2 separate regions of the Homo sapiens genome follow, and region 1 is linked to region 2. A link is an interaction called in ENCODE POLR2A ChIA-PET data of the cell type or tissue named here. Cell type or tissue: IMR-90. All regions are shown on one strand. Each heading gives the region's core, and the rest is flanking DNA. Links, peaks and the distances in the headings are about the cores only. Region 1 overlaps ACSS2 (acyl-CoA synthetase short chain family member 2). Region 2 overlaps TRPC4AP (transient receptor potential cation channel subfamily C member 4 associated protein).

Evidence for each region. ChIA-PET counts read pairs that join two places held together with the same protein. Peaks named below come from ENCODE experiments on the same cell type or tissue, not always from the same donor. Only the 100,000 strongest peaks of a DNase experiment are listed, where the experiment ranks them.
Region 1: POLR2A ChIA-PET joins it to region 2 with 13 read pairs; 3 of 35 experiments call an interaction of 5 or more read pairs at or near these places.

Annotation. Positions count from the first base shown.
Region 1 is chr20:34,896,165-34,904,500 of GRCh38, forward strand. All of the region lies in intron 2 of ACSS2 (acyl-CoA synthetase short chain family member 2), which reads left to right. Among named protein-coding and RNA genes, the nearest start is that of ACSS2, 24 kb to the left of the region's middle. In IMR-90, for the core only: no CTCF peak of the experiment used is centred there; DNase peaks (open chromatin) are centred at 307 and 3,757; H3K27ac peaks cover 109 bases.
Region 2 is chr20:35,027,078-35,035,413 of GRCh38, forward strand. TRPC4AP (transient receptor potential cation channel subfamily C member 4 associated protein) reads right to left here. Exons shown (of 19, transcript NM_015638.3): 8 at 8,046-8,231. It also overlaps the pseudogene RNU6-407P. Among named protein-coding and RNA genes, the nearest start is that of MIR499B, 41 kb to the left of the region's middle. In IMR-90, for the core only: no CTCF peak of the experiment used is centred there; no DNase peak of the experiment used is centred there.

The sequences.
Region 1 (8,336 bases), core at 27-8,026, 130 kb before region 2:
TCCATCGGGCACCAAAGCCACTTTGGCCAAGGGGAACATGCAAAAGGTATTTGGATCAAGGCCTGAAAATAGCTGGCAAGAGGACAGGGTACAATAATAGCCCAGACTGCAGGGCAGGAGTCCCATACTCTGAACCTCAGCTCCAGGGTTCTCTTCCAGCCTCTTCACAGAGTCCCAGACTGAGCCCACTGTAGGATCTCAAGAAACACTTCTTGACATGATTCCAAAATCCATTCCACAAATTCCACTCTTGTCTTTCCTCTGCCTGTCCAGCATCTATCTTGTTTATCTGTATCCTATCTTATCCCCTCTCCTTCCATACTTTCTCTCTTTGATCATCTTGGATCCAGCTGGTCATATAAGCAGAGATAAGTTTGTTCATTTATTTATTCATTCTTTTATCTATTCATTTTACAATTATGTATTAAGTGCTCACTGTGTATTGGCCTTTGTGGTAAGCACTAAGGAGAAAACATATAAAAAGATATCCTGTCTGCCATTAAGGAACTCATAATCCAGTGAGGGAAACAGATGTCTACATAGGACTCTAGTGCTAGAAAAAAATAAGTGCCCAAGTGTTGTCTTTAGAAATAAACAGGCTGGGCGTGGTGGCTCACGCCTGCAATCCTAGCACTTTGGGAGGCCAAGGCGGGCGGATCACTTGAGGTCAAGAGCCTGGCCAACATGGTGAAACCCTGTCTCTACTAAAAATATAAAAATTAGCCTGTGGTGGCGGGGGCCTGTAGTCCCAGCTACTCGGGAGGCTGAGACATAAGAATTGCTTGAACCCGGGAGGCGGAGGTTGCAGTGAGCCGAGATAGCACCACTGCACTCCAGCCTGGGCAACAGAGCTAGACTGTCTCAAAAAAAGGAAAAAAAAAAATAGAAAGAGGCAAGAATGAATGAATGAATAGTGCTTAATCTTTCTAATGAATGAATAGTTACAACCTTTCTGGAAAGGAAGGTTTGTAAAGATGTCTGTATTTTCCAAATTAATCTGTACATTTATTGCAATTCCAATCAAAATTGCAATTATATTTTTTATTGAGATATAATTTATACCATATAATTCACCCATTTAAAGTATACAATTCATATTTTTAATATATTTGCAAAGGTGTACAACTTTCAATTTTAGAAAATTTTCATCACCCCCAAAAGAAGTGCAATACTCATTAGCAGTCATTTTTCATTTTCCCCCAACTTCTTCTCCTCCAGCTCTAGGCAACCACTAATCTACTTTCTGTCTCTAAGGCTCTGCCTTATTCTGGATGTTTCATATAAATGGAATCATATAACACGTGGCCCTTTGTGTCTGGTTTCTTTCACTAAGCATAATGTTTTCAAGGTTCATCCATGTTATAGGCCGGATGCAGTGGCTCATGTCTGTAATCCCAGCACTTTGGGAGGCTGAGGTGGGTGGATCACCTGAGGTTGGTGGATCACCTGAGCTTGGCAGTTTGAGACCAGCCTGGCCAACATGGTGAAACCCCATCTCTACTAAAAATATAAAAATTAGCCGGCCATGGTGGTGCATGCTTGTAATTCCAGGTACTTGGGAGGCTGAGGCAGGAGAATTGCTTGAACCCAGGAGACGGAGGTTGCAGTGAGCCAAGATCATGCCACCACACTCCAGCCTGGGCAACAAAGTGAGACTGTCTTAAAAAAAAAAAAGTTCATCCATGTTATACCATATATCAGTACTTCATCCTTTTACATTGCTGAATAATGTTGCATTGTATAACTGTATCACATTGTGTCCGGAATTGGTGGGTTCTTGGTCTCACTGACTTCAAGAATGAAGCCGTGGACCCTCACGGTGAGTGTTACAGCTCTTAAGGTGGCACGTCTGGAGTTTGTTCCTTCTGATGTTCGGATGTGTTCGGAGTTTCTTCCTTCTGGTGGGTTTGTGGTCTCGCTGGCTCAGGAGTGAACCTGCAGACCTTCACAGTGAGTGTTACAGCTCATAAAAGCAGTGTGGACCCAAAGAGTGAGCAGCAGCAAGATTTATTGCAAAGAGCAAAAGAACAAAGCTTCCACAGTGTGGAAGGGGACCTGAGCGGGTTACCACTGCTGGCTGGGGCAGCCTGCTTTTATTCTCTTATCTGGCCCCACCCACATCCTGCTGATTGGTAGAGCCAAGTGGTCTGTTTTGACAGGGTGCCGATTGGTGCGTTTACAATCCCTGAGCTAGACACAAAGGTTCTCCACATCTCCACCAGATTAGCTAGATACAGAGTGCCAACACAAAGGTTCTCCAAGTCCCCACCAGAGTAGCTAGATACAGAGTGTCAATTGGTGCATTCACAAACCCTGAGCTAGACACAGGGTGCTGATTGGTGTGTTCACAAACCTTGAGCTAGATACAGAGTGCCGATTGGTGTATTTACAATCCCTGAGCTAGACATAAAGGTTCTCCAAGGCCCCACCAGAGTAGCTAGATACAGAGTGTCCATTGGTGCATTCACAAACCCTGAGCTAGACAGAGGGTGCAGATTGGTGTATTTACAATCCCTTAGCTAGACTTAGAGGTTCTCCACTTCCCCACCAGACTCAGGAGCCCAGCTGGCTTCACCCAGTGGATCCCGCACTGGGGCTGCAGGTGGAGCTGCCTGCCAGTCCTGCGCCGTGTGCCTGCACTCCTCAGCCCTTGGGTGGCCGATGGGACTGGGTGCCGTGAGCAGGGGGCGGTGCTCGTCGGGGGGGCTCGGGCCGCACAGGAGCCCACGGTGGGGGTGGGGGAGGCTCAGGCATGGCGGGCTGCAGGTCCCGAGCCCTGCCCCGCGGGAAGGCAGCTAAGGCCTGGCGAGAAATGGAGCGCAGTGCTGGTGGGCTGGCACTGCTGGGGTACCCAGTACACCCTCCGCAGCTGCTGGCCCGGGTGCTAAGCCCCTCATTGCCTGGGGCCGGCAGGGCCGGCCGGCTGCTCCGAGTGCGGGGCCTGCCAAGCCCACGCCCACTCGGAACTCCAGCTGGCCCGCAAGCTCCGTGCGCAGCCCCGGTTCCCGCTCGGGCCTCTCCCTCCGCACCTCCCTGCAAGCTGAGGGAGCCAGCTCCGGCCTTGGCCAGCCCAGAAAGGGGCTCCCACAGTGCAGCGGTGGGCTGAAGGGCTCCTCAAGTGCCGCCAAAGTGGGAGCCCAGGCAGAGGAGGCGCCGAGAGCGAGCAAGGGCTGTGAGGACTGCCAGCACGCTGTCACCTCTCAACGTTATCACATTTTTTTCTTTCTTTCTTTCTTTCCTTCTTTCTTTCTTTCTTTCTTTCCTTCCTTCCTTCCTTCCTTCCTTCCTTCCTTCCTTCCTTCCTTTCTTTTTCTTTCTTTTCTTTCTTTTTTGTTTTTTTTTGAGATGGAGTCTTGCTCTTGTCGCCCAGGCTGGAGTGCAATGGCATGATCTCGGCTCACTGCAACCTCCGCCTCCCGGGTTCAAGCGATTCTCCCACCTCAGCCTCCCGAGCAGCTGAGGTACAGGCACTGGCCACCACGCCCGGCTAATTTTTGTATTTTTAGTAGAGACGGGGTTTCACCATGTTGGCCAGGCTGGTCTTGAACACCTGACCTTGTGATCCACCCGCCCCAGCCTCCCAAAGTGCTGGGATTACAGGCATGAGTCACCACACCTGGCCCCACATTTTTCTTTATTCATTCCTCAATTGGTGGACATTTGGGTTGTTTACACTTTCTGATGTCATGAATAACGCTACTACAAACCTTTGGGTACATGTTTTTGTGTAGATGTATGTTTTCAATTCTCTTGGGTATATAGCTAGGAGTTTAATTGCTGAGTCATATGGTAAGTCTATATTTAACCTATTGAGGAACTGCCAGACTGTTTTCCAAAGTAGCTGAACCATTTTATATTCCCGGCAATGTATGAGGTTTCCAATTTCTGCACATGCTTGTCAGCACTTGTTACTGTCTGTTTGTTTGATTATGGCCATCTTAGTGAGTGTGAAGTGGGATCTGATTGTTATTTTGATTTGTATCTCCTTGACCATGCCTGACCTTTTTTTTTTTTTTTTTTTTTTGAGACTGAGTCTCGCTCTGTCGCCCAGGCTGGAGTGCAGTGGCACAATTTTGGCTGATTACGACCTCTGCCTCCCAGGTTCAAGAGATTCTCATGTGCAGCCTCCCAAGTAGCTGCGACTACAGGTGCGTGCCACCATGCCCGGCTAAATTTTTTTTTTTTTTTTTAGTAGAGATGGGGTTTGGCCATGTTGGCCAGGCTGGTGTCGAACTTCTGACCTCAGGTGATCCTCCCACCTTGGCCTCCCAAAATGTTGGGATTACAGGCATGTGCTACTGCACCTGGCCCATTAACTGCCTTTTGAAGACTGGCCGGTACAGTCCTGGCTCCCTCAATAGGTGAGGAATCAATGTTTAGGGAGAAATTTCATAAATAGTCCACTGATTGAGGCTATTTACTCTAGTTTCATCAGTTTTGAGTTGGTGAAAAGCCCGTCCAAATTTGGGTGATAGGATGACAGTTGATTCCAGTTTTTGAATCAGGAGCTGAGTGAGGCTGCATTAGGGTCTACAAGTTAGATATCATTTGAAACCAGAAATCTGTGGTGTTTTCAAAAGGAACTTTTTCTAAGGAACTAAGGGAAAACCAAACAGAATGATGAATTTCTGTTAAGTACACTAAAATTCCATCCTTGGTAGTTGTCAACCTCACAGTTCTCAGAGTTCCTACATTTTTATTTTTTTCCTTATGCTAATTCTGAATTTGGAAACAATACCCCCCTTTTGGAGGCCATGTCATTTAGGAGGAGAAGGCCCTGAACTAGACATTTAGACTCAAGAACTGTGCTATCCAACATGGAAGCCACTAGCTACATGTAACTATTGATATTTATAGTAATTAAAATTAAGTAAAATAAATAATCCAGTTCTTCCGCCACATTTCTAGTGTTTGATAGCTATATGTGGCTAGTGACTACCATTTTGGACAACAGTGCTTTAGAATAGTGTTGCTACTAATTTGTAAGTAACCTTGAGGTCATCACTTTCTATTTCTGTGCCATAGGTTTCTCAATGGTAAATAAGAGTGGTGAGTCTCAAAAGTACCATCCTCTTCTGGAATTCTTTCTTTTTCTCTTTTCTTTTCTTTCTTTTTTTGACAGGATCTTGCTTTGTTGTCCAGTCTAGTCTCTAACTCCTAGCTTCAAGTGATCCTCCCACCTCGGCCCCTAAAGTGTTGGGATTACAGGCATGAGCCACCATATCTGGCCCTCCTCTGGCATTCTGAGTAATCTGTGGTTCAGTTTTTGGGGTGTGCCTCCATCTACCTCCTCCTTCAGCCCTTCTTGATACTTACTGCAGCTAGGGCAGAAGCACCCAGAGGGAACATTAGGCTGCTAATTAGTCAAGGTACATTGCTCCCATTCCCTGGTGAAAGGGAAATTGACTTGTGGGTATACTTATATCTTGAGTGCTCCACAATTGTGCAGTGCTTTATGGATCACAGAACTCTTTCACATTGTTTTTTCATTTTATAGAATCAAAGAATCTCAAAGTTGGAAGGGCTGTAAAGGTCATCTCAAACTTCAATAACCATGAATTATATGGGGAGCTTATGCAATGAAAATTTCAAGGCCCCACTCCCTGGAGAATAATCTAGTAGAAGTAGGTGTCAGGGTTACCCTGGCCCAACCTGAACAATCCTGTGCTGCATGGGAACTTGGTACTGCATTATTAACACTATCTGACCACTCTTTGAGAAACACTGGTCTTGCTTGGTCCCCAGCCATATTGTGGAGGCTGCTCTTTGGTATCGCTACAAATCCCAGATTCAACATGATATCTCCAGGGTCAGGAAACTCCTGAAGGAGTGCCTTCCATCTTTGGACATCTCTAACAGAAAGGTTTTTTTTTTAATATGGAGCTCTCCCAATTGATGTAGATTTTCCATTTATAGTTATACTACATTAGTCTACTTTTCCCCATAATGATCCTTTAGATTCATGCATTCATTCAGCAAAAATTTACTGAACACCTATTATATACAAGGTTCTGTACGAGACAATGAGGGATTCAGCAGTGAACAAGACCAACTTGGCCTCTGCCTTCAGAAACTGTCTTCTGTCTAGTAGGGAAGATAGGAAATTAGCAAAAATAATAATAAGTAAACAAGTAATATTAATTCTATTAATAATATTAACAATAACAATAAGTAAACAAATAACAAAAGAAGTATAGTTTGAGAAAAATGCTGTGAAGAAAATAAGCAGTGTTATGATGAATAACAAGAAGAGCTGATCTACTTAGGGTGGTCAGGGAAAGCTTCACTAGGAAGTGACATTTAAGCTGAGATTTGAAACACAAGAAGAGTTGGGGAAAGATAGTTAAAGAATATGGCATGTTCTATCAGTCAGAAGGCCAGCATGTTTGGAGCCTAGTAGGCAGAATAGGAGAATGGCACAAGATGAAGTTGGGGAGGATACAAGGCATAGCAGGAGTGCGGATTTTCTTCTATATGCAGTGGAAGCTGTTAAAGGGTTTTAAGCAGGAGGTGATATGATCTGATTTGTGGTTTGTTTTATTGTTGTTTAATTAATTAATTAATTAATTAATTAATTTTGAGACAAGGTCTGGCTCTATTGCCCTGGCTGGAGTGCAGTGGCAACATCTCAGCTCACTGTAATCTCCACCTCCTGGGCTCAAGTGATCCTCCCACCTCAGCCTCCTGAGTAGCTGAAACTATAGGCATGTGCCACCACACCTGGCTATTTTTTTTTTTTTTTTTTTTTAGTAGAGAGAGCATTTCGCTATGTTGCCCAGTCTGGTCTCGAACTCTTGGGCTCAAGCAATCCTCCCACCTTGGCTTCCCAAAATGCTGGGATTACAGGCATGAGCCACCATGCCTGGCCAATTTATGTTTTTAATAGATCATTCTGTGGCCGGGTGCAGTGGCTCATGCTTGTAATCCCAGCACTTTGGGAGCCAAGGCAGGCAAATCACTTGAGGTCAGGAGTTCGAGACCAGACTGGCTAACATGGTAAAACTTCATCTCTACTAAAAATACAAAAATTAGCCAGGCATGGTGGCATGCACCTGTGGTCCCAGCTACTTGGGAGGCTGAGGCAGGAGAATCATTTGAACCCGGCAGGCAGAGGTTGCAGTAAGTCAAGATCACACCACTGCATTCCAGCCTGGGTGACAGACTGAGACTCTCTCAAAAAAAAAAAAAAAAAAGATCACAGATCATGCTGGGTGATGTGTGGACTGGAAGGGAACAAGAGTGAAGTGGGAAACCAGTTAGGTGGGCATTGTGGTCATCCAGGCAAGAGATGAAGGTAGCTTGACCGGGGTGGAGACAATGAAGATACAGATTTTTGAGACTTGCTATCACATCTCTCAATATCTTCTCTTCCACAAAATAAACAGTTCAGTGTTCCTCTCATCTCCTCTCATAACAGGTTTGGTGTCTCTTCTCACCTGGGTGTTTCTCCTCCTGTTTCTCCTCCATCTGATTCCTCTGTAAAGAACTCAGTCTTTCCCTCAGCTGTTTCTTCCTATCCTGTGCCTTGCTTGTAGTTCTAGGGAATTAAAATCTTCAATTCAATGACTATCGTTCTCATATAAAGAGGGGAGCTGGGTGCAGTGGTGCATGCCTGTAGTCCCAACTACTCTGGAGGCTGAGGTGGGAGAATCATTTGAGCCCGAGAGTTTAAGACCAGCCTGGGCAACATAGTGAGACATTGTCTCAAAAAAAAAAAAAAAAAAAAAAGTTGGGGGGTAGCACCAGTCTTCCCTGTCATTAGTCAATTACCAGTCTTTCAATTATTCAACCATGACCCTCGAATACCTATTGTGCCAATTGTGCTTGGAGGAGACAGAGAAGAAGACATGATCTCTGCCCTCCAAGAGCTCAGGGTATAATGGGAAAGATAAGGCCCAAATAAATATAATAAAAGCTAGAAAAACAGATCACAAAGAAAGTGAGATAAAGGGCTTTGGGAGGAAGAAAGAACTTTTAGCTTTTGGGTAGGTGAGAAAAAGAGAAACTAACAAAAATTTCATGGAAAATGTTAATTCAGAGAACCTGGGGCTGGAGAGGAGCGCAGGGAGTATTTTTTTTTTTTTAATGTGGTGATCAAAGATAACCTTACTGAGAAGCCAACATTTGAGCAACGACTCAAAGATAGGGAATAAGTCATGTGGCTATCTAGGGAAAGAACATTCCAAGTAGAGGGCAAAGGCTCTGAGGTTAAATGTTCTTGGTGCTTTTGCCAAACACTGGGGAGGCCGTTTGGCTGGAGCAGAGGGAAAGGGAGAGGAAGAGAGAATAGTTGTATGTGAGGACAGAGAGGAAATGAGGGACTAGATCATGTAGGC
Region 2 (8,336 bases), core at 153-8,152:
GCTGAAGAGAAGTGGCAATGGCACTGCCACTTCCAGAAACGATCAGGAACTCGTCTTGTTCCTGATCTTAGTGGTAGAAGCTTTCAATTTTTTGCCATTAGGTATGTCAGCCATGGGTTTTTGTAGATGCCCTTTAACAGGCTGAGGAAGTTCTCTCCTGAGTTTTTGTTTTTACCATGAAAGGGTGTTGGATTTTGTCAAATGCTTTTTTGCTCCTATGGAAACGATCATGTGGTTTTTGTCCTTTATTCTATTAACACAGTGTATTACATAAACTGATTTTCAAATGTTGAACCAAACTTGCATAAATCCATTTGGTCATGGTATACAATCCTTGTATGTTGCTATACTTGGTGTGCTAGTATTTTGTTGAAGATTTTTGCACCTATAATCATAAGAGATACTGGTCTTGTGATGTCTTTATCTGGTTTTGGTATCATGATAATATGACCTCAAAGAGTAAGTTGGGAACTGTTCCTTCCTCTTTTATTTTCTATTAGAGTCTGGAAAGTATTGGTGTGAATTCTTCTTGAAACATTTGGTAGAATTAACCAGTGAAGCCATGTGGGCCAGGACTTTTCTTTGTGGGCAGTTTTTCATTATTTATTCAATCTCGTTGTTATACTTCAGGTTTTCTATTTCTTCCTGAGTTAGCTGCAATAGTTTGTGTCTTTTAACTTGCTCATTTCATCTAGGTTATTTAGTTTATTGGCTTATATTGTTTATAGTATTCCCTTAGAGTCCTCTTACTTTCTTAAGGTTGGTTGTAACGTACCTTCTTTCATTTCTAATTTAGTAATTTGAGCCTTTCTTTTTTGGTCAGTGTGGCTAAAAGTTTGTCAACTTTGTTGATCTTTTTAAAGATTACCTTTAAAAAAATCACCTTTGGTTTTACAGATTTTCTCTACTGTTTTTCTATTCTCTATCTCACCAGTTTTCACTCTAATCCTATTACTTCCTTTTCCTTTTGAGATGTTTGTTCTTTTTCCAATGACTTAAGGTAGACGTTTAGGCAATTTAGATTTATTTAAAAATGTAGGCATTTATAGCTCTAAAGTTCCCTCTAAGCACGCTTTAGCTGCATCCCATAAGTTTGATATATAGTATCATTTTCATTTGTCTCAAAATATTTCCTTTTTTTTTTTTGATGGAATCTCACTCTGTCACCCAGGCTGTAGTGTGATCTCGGCTCACTGCAACCTCTGCCTCGGGGGTTCAAGCAATTTTCCTGCCTGGACCTCCTGACCTTAAGCGACCCGCCTCCTCGGCCTCCCAAAGGGCTGGGACTACAGGTGTGAGCCACCGCGCCCGGCCTCAAGACACTTCCTAATTTTGTTTGTGATCTCCTGTTTGACCCACTGGTTATTTAGAAGTATACTGCTTAATTTGCATGTATTTATTAATTTCCCAAGTTTGTTATTTATTTCTAACTCACCCCACTGGGATTTGAGGACATACTTTTGTACAGTTTTAATCCTTTTAAATTTGCTGAACTTTTTTTTAACAGCCTAGCATATGGTCTGTCCTGGAGAATGTTCATGTGCACTTGAGAAGAACGTGCATTCTGTAGTAGTTGGGTGGAGGGTTCTACAGTTCTCTGTTAGTCCTTGTTGGTATACAGTGTTATTTAAGTCTTCTGTTTCCCTGTTGATCTTCTGCTTAGTTTTATCCATTATTAAAAGTAGTATGTTAAGGTCTCCAGCTGTTGTTTTTGAACTACTGCTCTCTTCCAATCTGTTAGTTTTTGCTTCATGTATTTTTTGGGGGCTGTTTTTGGATGCATACATGTTTATAACTGTTGTATCTTCTTGATGGTTTCACCCTGTTATTATCAAATATCCCTATTTTGCTCTGATAACAGTTTTTGTTTTAAAGTCTCTCCAGCTTTTTTGGCTGGGTGGTGGTGGCTCATGCCTGTAATCCCAGCACTTTGAGAGGCCAAGGCAGGCAGATCACCTGAGGCCATCTGAGACCAACCTGGCCAACATGCTGAAACCCCATCTCTACTAAAAACACACACAAAAATGAGCTGGGCGTGGGCTCCCCGCCTGTAATCCCAACTACTTGGGAGGCTGAGGCATCAGAATTGCTTGAACCCGGGAGGTGGAGGTTGCAGTGAGCTGATCGTGCCACTGCACTCCAGCCTGGGTGACAGAGTGAGACTCTGTCCCTCCAACTTTTTAAAAGTACAGCCTCTCCAGCTTTCTCGTGGATGCTGCCTGCATGATACATCTTTTTCTGTCCTTTACTTTCAACCTATTTTATCTCTGAATTGAAAGTGTGTTTTCTATAGGCTGCATATAACTGGATCTTGTTTTCTGATCCAATATAACAATCTGTCTTTTGAATGAATTGTTAAATCTATTCACATTTAATGTTACTATTGATAAGGCTGGACTGACTTCTGCCATTTAACTTTTTGTTTTCTGTATGTCTTGTGTGTTTTTTTGTTCCTCTATATCTCCTTTAGTGTTTCTTTTGATTAATATTTTCTAGTATAACATTATATCTCCTTCAATTATTTCTTTACTATATTTCCCAAGTTACTTTCTTTTTTTTTTTTTTTTTTTTTTTTTGAGACAGAGTCTCGCTCTGTCACCCAGGCTGGAGTGCAGTGGCGCGATCTCGGTTCACTGCAAGCTCCGCCTCCTGGGTTCACGCCATTCTCCTGCCTCAGCCTCCCCAGCAGCTGGGACTACAGGCGCCCGCCACCACGCCCAGCTAATTTTTTTGTATTTTTAGTAGAGACGGGGTTTCACCACGTTAGCCAGGGTGGTCTCGATCTCCTGACCTCGTGATCCGCCCACCTCAGACTCCCAAAGTGCTGGGATTACAGGCGTGAGCCACCGCGCCCAGCCCCAAGTTACTTTCTTAGAAGTTGCTGGCTGGCGCGGTGGCTCATACCCGTAATCCCAGCACTTTGGGAGGCCAAGGTGGGTGGACCACCTGAGGTCAGGAGATCGAGACCAGCCTGACTAACATGGAGAAACCCCGTCTCTACTAAAAATACAAAATTAGCTGGGCATGGTGGCACATGCCTGTAATCCCAGCTACTAGAGAGGCTGAGGTAGGGGAATCACTTGAACCCAGGAGGCGGAGGTTGCGGGGAGCCAAGATGGTACCACTGCACTTCAGCCTGAGTAACAAGAGCGAAACTCCATATCAAAAAAAAAAAAAAAAAAAGAAGTTGCTTACCACATACATCTTAATCTTTTCCAGATTTTTTTTAAAAATTAGAAATAAATATGGAATGCATCAGGAATTTGCATGTCATCCTTGCACAGGGGCCATGCTAATCTCTGTACTGTTCCAATTTTGGAATATGTGTTGCTGAAGCAAGCATTTTCGGATTTATTCTAACTTAGAGCTCCATTCCATCTTCATTCTTTTTGTGCTGTAATTGTGCATATTGTATCTATGTATGTTAAAAGCCCAACAATACTTGTTCTAATTGTTACTTTAAATAATTTTATGTTAGAGAAACTGAGAAAAGGAATGAAGAGCAAGTATACATTTATGGAGTTTTTATATTTACCCTCTTATTACCATTTTGGTTCTCCTCACCGATTCCTAGGGATTCAAGTTGCAATTTGGTGTCATGATACTCCATTACAACTTTGGTACCACCCGTTTTCTTTGTACAGTTATTGCAAAATATGTTTCCATATGTTATAGGTTCAACAATATAATTAGATGGTTTGTGTAAGTTTTTTAACTGAAGAAAAGGAGAAGAAATATGCATTTACACAATCTCTTACAATTACAGAATTACCTTTACTTAAGGTGCTCTTTGTTTTTCATGTGGAGTCAAATTACTGTCTGAAGTCACCTGCTTTCAACCTGAAGAACTTCCTTTGGTATTTCTCATAAGTCGGTATGCTGCTTAATTTCCAGATGTTTGTCTGTTACTAATGAGTTCTTTCAGTTTTTCTTTTCTAAGAATGTTTTTATTTCAACTTCATCTTTGAAACATAGTTTTGTAAAATACAAGATTCTTGGTTGACTGTTTTCTTTCAGCATTCTGAATATGTCACCCTACTGCCTTCTGCCTTCCATTATTCCTGATGAGCAGTCAGCCACTAATCTTATTGGAATATCCTTGGGCATGATGAGCCATTTTTCTCTTACTACTTTCAAGATTTTCTTATCTTTCAGGATTTTTTTTTTTTCTTTTTGGAGGCAGGGTCTCGCTCTGTCACCCAGGCTGTGATTGCAGCTCACTACAGCCTCATCCTCCTGGGTTGAGGTGATTGTCCCATCTCAGTCTCCTGAGTAGCTGGGATTACAGGTGTGCACTACTACCCCTGGTTAACTTTTTTTTTTTTTTTTTTTTTTTTTCAAAGAGATGGGGTTTTGCCACATTCCCCAGGCTGGTCTTGAACTCCTGAGCTCAAGCAATCCACCCTTCTTGGCTTCCTAAAGTGCAGGGATTACAGGTGTGCGCCAACATGCCAGGCCTCAGCGTTTTTATTACCATGTGTCTGCATGTGGATCTGAGTATTCCGACTTGGATTCTTTGGGCTTCTTGAATGTGTGCATTAATGATTTACATTACATTTGGGAGATTTTCAGCATTATTTCTTTGATAATTTTTCTGTTACTTTATCTCCTTCTGGTACTCCCATTATGCATATCTTGGTGTGCTTAATAGTGCCCCACATTATTTTAAGGCCCTGTTTTCTTTATTCTTTCTTCCCTCTGTTCTTTAGAATGTTTAATCTCTATCAACCTATTTTGCTGAGTCTTTCTTCTGCCAGTTCATATCTACTGCTGAGTCTTTCTAGTGATTTTTTCATCTTGATTATTATACTACTTAAAAAAAAGTTTTTTTTGAGACAAAGTCTCACTTTGTCACCCAGGCGCAACTGCAGTGGCACCATCTCAGCACACTGCAACCTCTGCCCCGGGTTCAATCGATTCTCATGCCTCAGCAATCCAAGTAGCTGGGATTCCAGGTGTGCACCACCATGGCCATCTAGCTTTTGTATTTTTAATAGAGATGGGGTTTCGCCATGTTGGCCTGGCTGATGTCAAACTCCTGGCCTCAAGTGCTCCGCCCACCTCAGCCTCCCAAAGTGCTGGGATTACAGGTGTGCACCACCATGGCCATCTAACCTTTATATTTTTAATAGAGATGGGGTTTTGCCATGTTGGCCTGGCCAATCTTGAACTCCTGGCCTCAAATGCTCTGCCCGCCTCAGCCTCCCAAAGTGCTGGGATTACAGGTGTGAGCCACCACACCTGGCCTGATTATTATACTACTCTTCAATTCTAGAACTTCCACTGGGCTCTTTTCAAATACTTCCTATCTTTTTATTGTTATTCTCTATTTAACGACACATTATCAAATAGTCCTTTACTTCTTCAAGCATAGTTTTAGTTCTTTGATCTTTTTTTTTTTTTTTTTTTTTTGAGACAGAGTCTCGCACTGTCGCCCAGGCTGAAATGCAGTGGCAGGATCTCGGCTCACTGCAACCTCTGCCTCCCAGGTTCTCGCCATTCTCCTGCCTCAGGCCTCCCCAGTAGCTGGGACTACAGGCGCCTGCCACCACGCCCAGCTAATTTTTTGTATTTTTAGTAGAGACGGGGTTTCACCGTCTTAGCCAGGATAGTCTCGATCTCCTGACCTCGTGATCCGCCCGCCTCAGCCTCCCAAAGTGCTGGGATTACAGGTGTGAGCCAACGCGCCCAGCCCTTTGATCATATTTTTAATGGCTGCTGTTAAATCTGGTATCTGGACCCTTTCACAGGAAATTTCTGTTGCCTGCTTTTTCTTGTGTATAGGTTACACTTCCTGTTTTTTGTGTGTATGTCTCAATTTTTGTTAAAAACTGGACATTTTAGGCTGGGTGTGGTAGCTCACGCCTGTAATCCTAGCACTTTGGGAGGCCAAGGTGGGTGGATTGCCTGAGCTCAGGAGTTCAATACCAGCAACTAGGTAAAATCCTTTCTCTACTAAAATACAAAAAATTAGCCGGGTGTGGTGGCATGCACCTGTAACCCCAGCTACTCGGGAGGCTGAGAGAGAACTGCTTGAACATGGGAGACAGAGGTTGCAGTGAGCCGAGATTGTGCCACTGCCCTCCAACCTGGGCGACAAGAGACTCCATCTCAAAAAAGGACATTTTAAGTAATATACTGTAGCAACTCTGGATACTGATTCCCCCTCCTTCAGGGTTTGTTGTTGTTATTTGCTTATTTATTAGTTTAGTGACTTGGTTAGACTATTTTCGTAAAGTCTCCTTCCCCAAAGACTGGTGAAGATTTTCATGTTGTGCCTCAGAGAGTGCAACCTTGGGCATGTACAGAGTCTCCCTGGGATGACATTGAGCCAGGCTGTCTTTGACTAGCTCTTTCCATGATCTCTCTGTTAAGCTTTCTACCTCTTCTGGTATCACATCCAGCTGTTAGGCTCTACTAACTGCTGACTGAATTCTCGACTGTTTTTGATAATGCCCTGGAGTATACACTGCTCCAAAGTCTAATTCAATTAAATTCAGGAAGGGGTAATTTTTGAAATTGAGCTTTGTTCTGACCTTGGGAGAGTTCTTCTCAGCTGTCTCCTTCCCTGGTTCTCTGGTGAACTAGCTGGCCTGTAGATCACCCTGTTCTTAATTAAGAAGAGGGTACCTGGCCAGGCACAGTGGCTCATGCCTATAAACCTGGCACTCTGGGAGGCCAAGGAGGGTGGATCACTTGAGGCCAGGAGTTTGAGACCAGCCTGACCAACATGGCAAAACCCGTCTCTATTCAAAAAAGAGAAAATATAAAAAATAAAAGAGTAAAGGCCGGGCGCGGTGGCTCACGCCTGTAATCCCAGCACTTTGGGAGGCCGAGGCGGGTGGATCATGAGGTCAGGAGATCGAGACCATCCTGGCTAACAAGGTGAAACCCCGTCTCTACTAAAAATACAAAAAATTAGCCGGGCGCGGTGGCGGGCGCCTGTAGTCCCAGCTACTCGGGAGGCTGAGGCAGGAGAATGGCGTGAACCCGGGAAGCGGAGCTTGCAGTGAGCCGAGATTGCGCCACTGCAGTCCGCAGTCCGACCTGGGCGACAGAGCGAGACTCCGTCTCAAAAAAAAAAAAAAAAAAAAAAAAAAAGAGTAAAAAAAAAGAAGAGGTACCTCTTTTTATTTGCTTACCATCAAAATCTCCTCAGGCATGAACTTCCCTGGACTCTGTTCTTATTAACTGCCTCTCTCTGTGGGCAAATTCTCAGAGCAGGGTCAGTAGCCTCTAGTCTTCCGGGCTTGCCTCTCCCAGTGTAAAACCTCTGTACATGAGCAAGCTAGGGCAAAGGTGATCAGAGCCATAGAATTCTTGGCCTCAAGTATGTGGGATAGAGCTTCCACACCGTGAGTACAGTATGGAGCTGGGTGGAGGAAGGAAGCCTCTGACCTCTTTGCCATACTCACCGAGAACTTAGTCTCTTCAATTTGGAGCTGGAGGGAAGAAGAAAAGCTGATGGCCCCCCACTCCCAATGAGAAACCTATTCCTTGTTTGGGAGCTGAGAATTCCTGGGTTTGTATATTCTGAACCTGCTGGCCAGAGTCAAATGCTTTAAGGCTGGGCACCTAACCAAAGATGGGCCAGAGTTCTTTACCAGGAAGCTGGAGCTGAGACTGGGAGTCTTCTTATTTAATAGGCAGTCTTCTGCCTAGTCCCATCAAGGGGACCAGGAAAAGGTAGGGTACAGTGAGAGAGAAGACTAAGAAACACTGTAGAAAGAAAAAGAGACGAGGAGAGAAGTTTCTAGGTTCCTAAGAATGCTCTGGTTACTGGTTCTTGTTAGTCCCTGAGACACAGCTGTCTCAGGTCTGCAACAAAGCCCTTCTCCCTGAAATCAGGTCCACTTTGGGGAGTTCAATGAAGTTTCTGTAACAAGCTGTCAAAAGAGTCTTAATAGTCATGGTCTAGAATTGCCTTGAGGACAATTCTACTCTGAGCAAATCTCAAATTAATCCTTCTTGGAAAGAAGAGCAAGAATGGTCCCAGGCGCCCAAGGAAAAGCTCCCGATCACTCAGGGGACCCATCCTTCCATACCTTGATTGTGCTCTGACTCCTCATTGGCCACTCGCATCAGGGCATCTAGCACCAAAGCATTGTCTAGCCATGTGTACCACTCTTCCAACTCCTGAAGGAAGCTGGCTGTGCCCGTTGACTCTGACACCTTTCGAGTCGCCAGTTTGCAAAGCCGCTCAACAAAGCCAGGAATGCTGAGAAGGGCCGCTGCCAGGGAAAGAACAAGCGAGGAAATTTTCAAAATAGAGACCAGCAAAACTACCCCTAAAGCCCTAACAAACAATCTGCATGATAGGAATAATTCTTACTCTG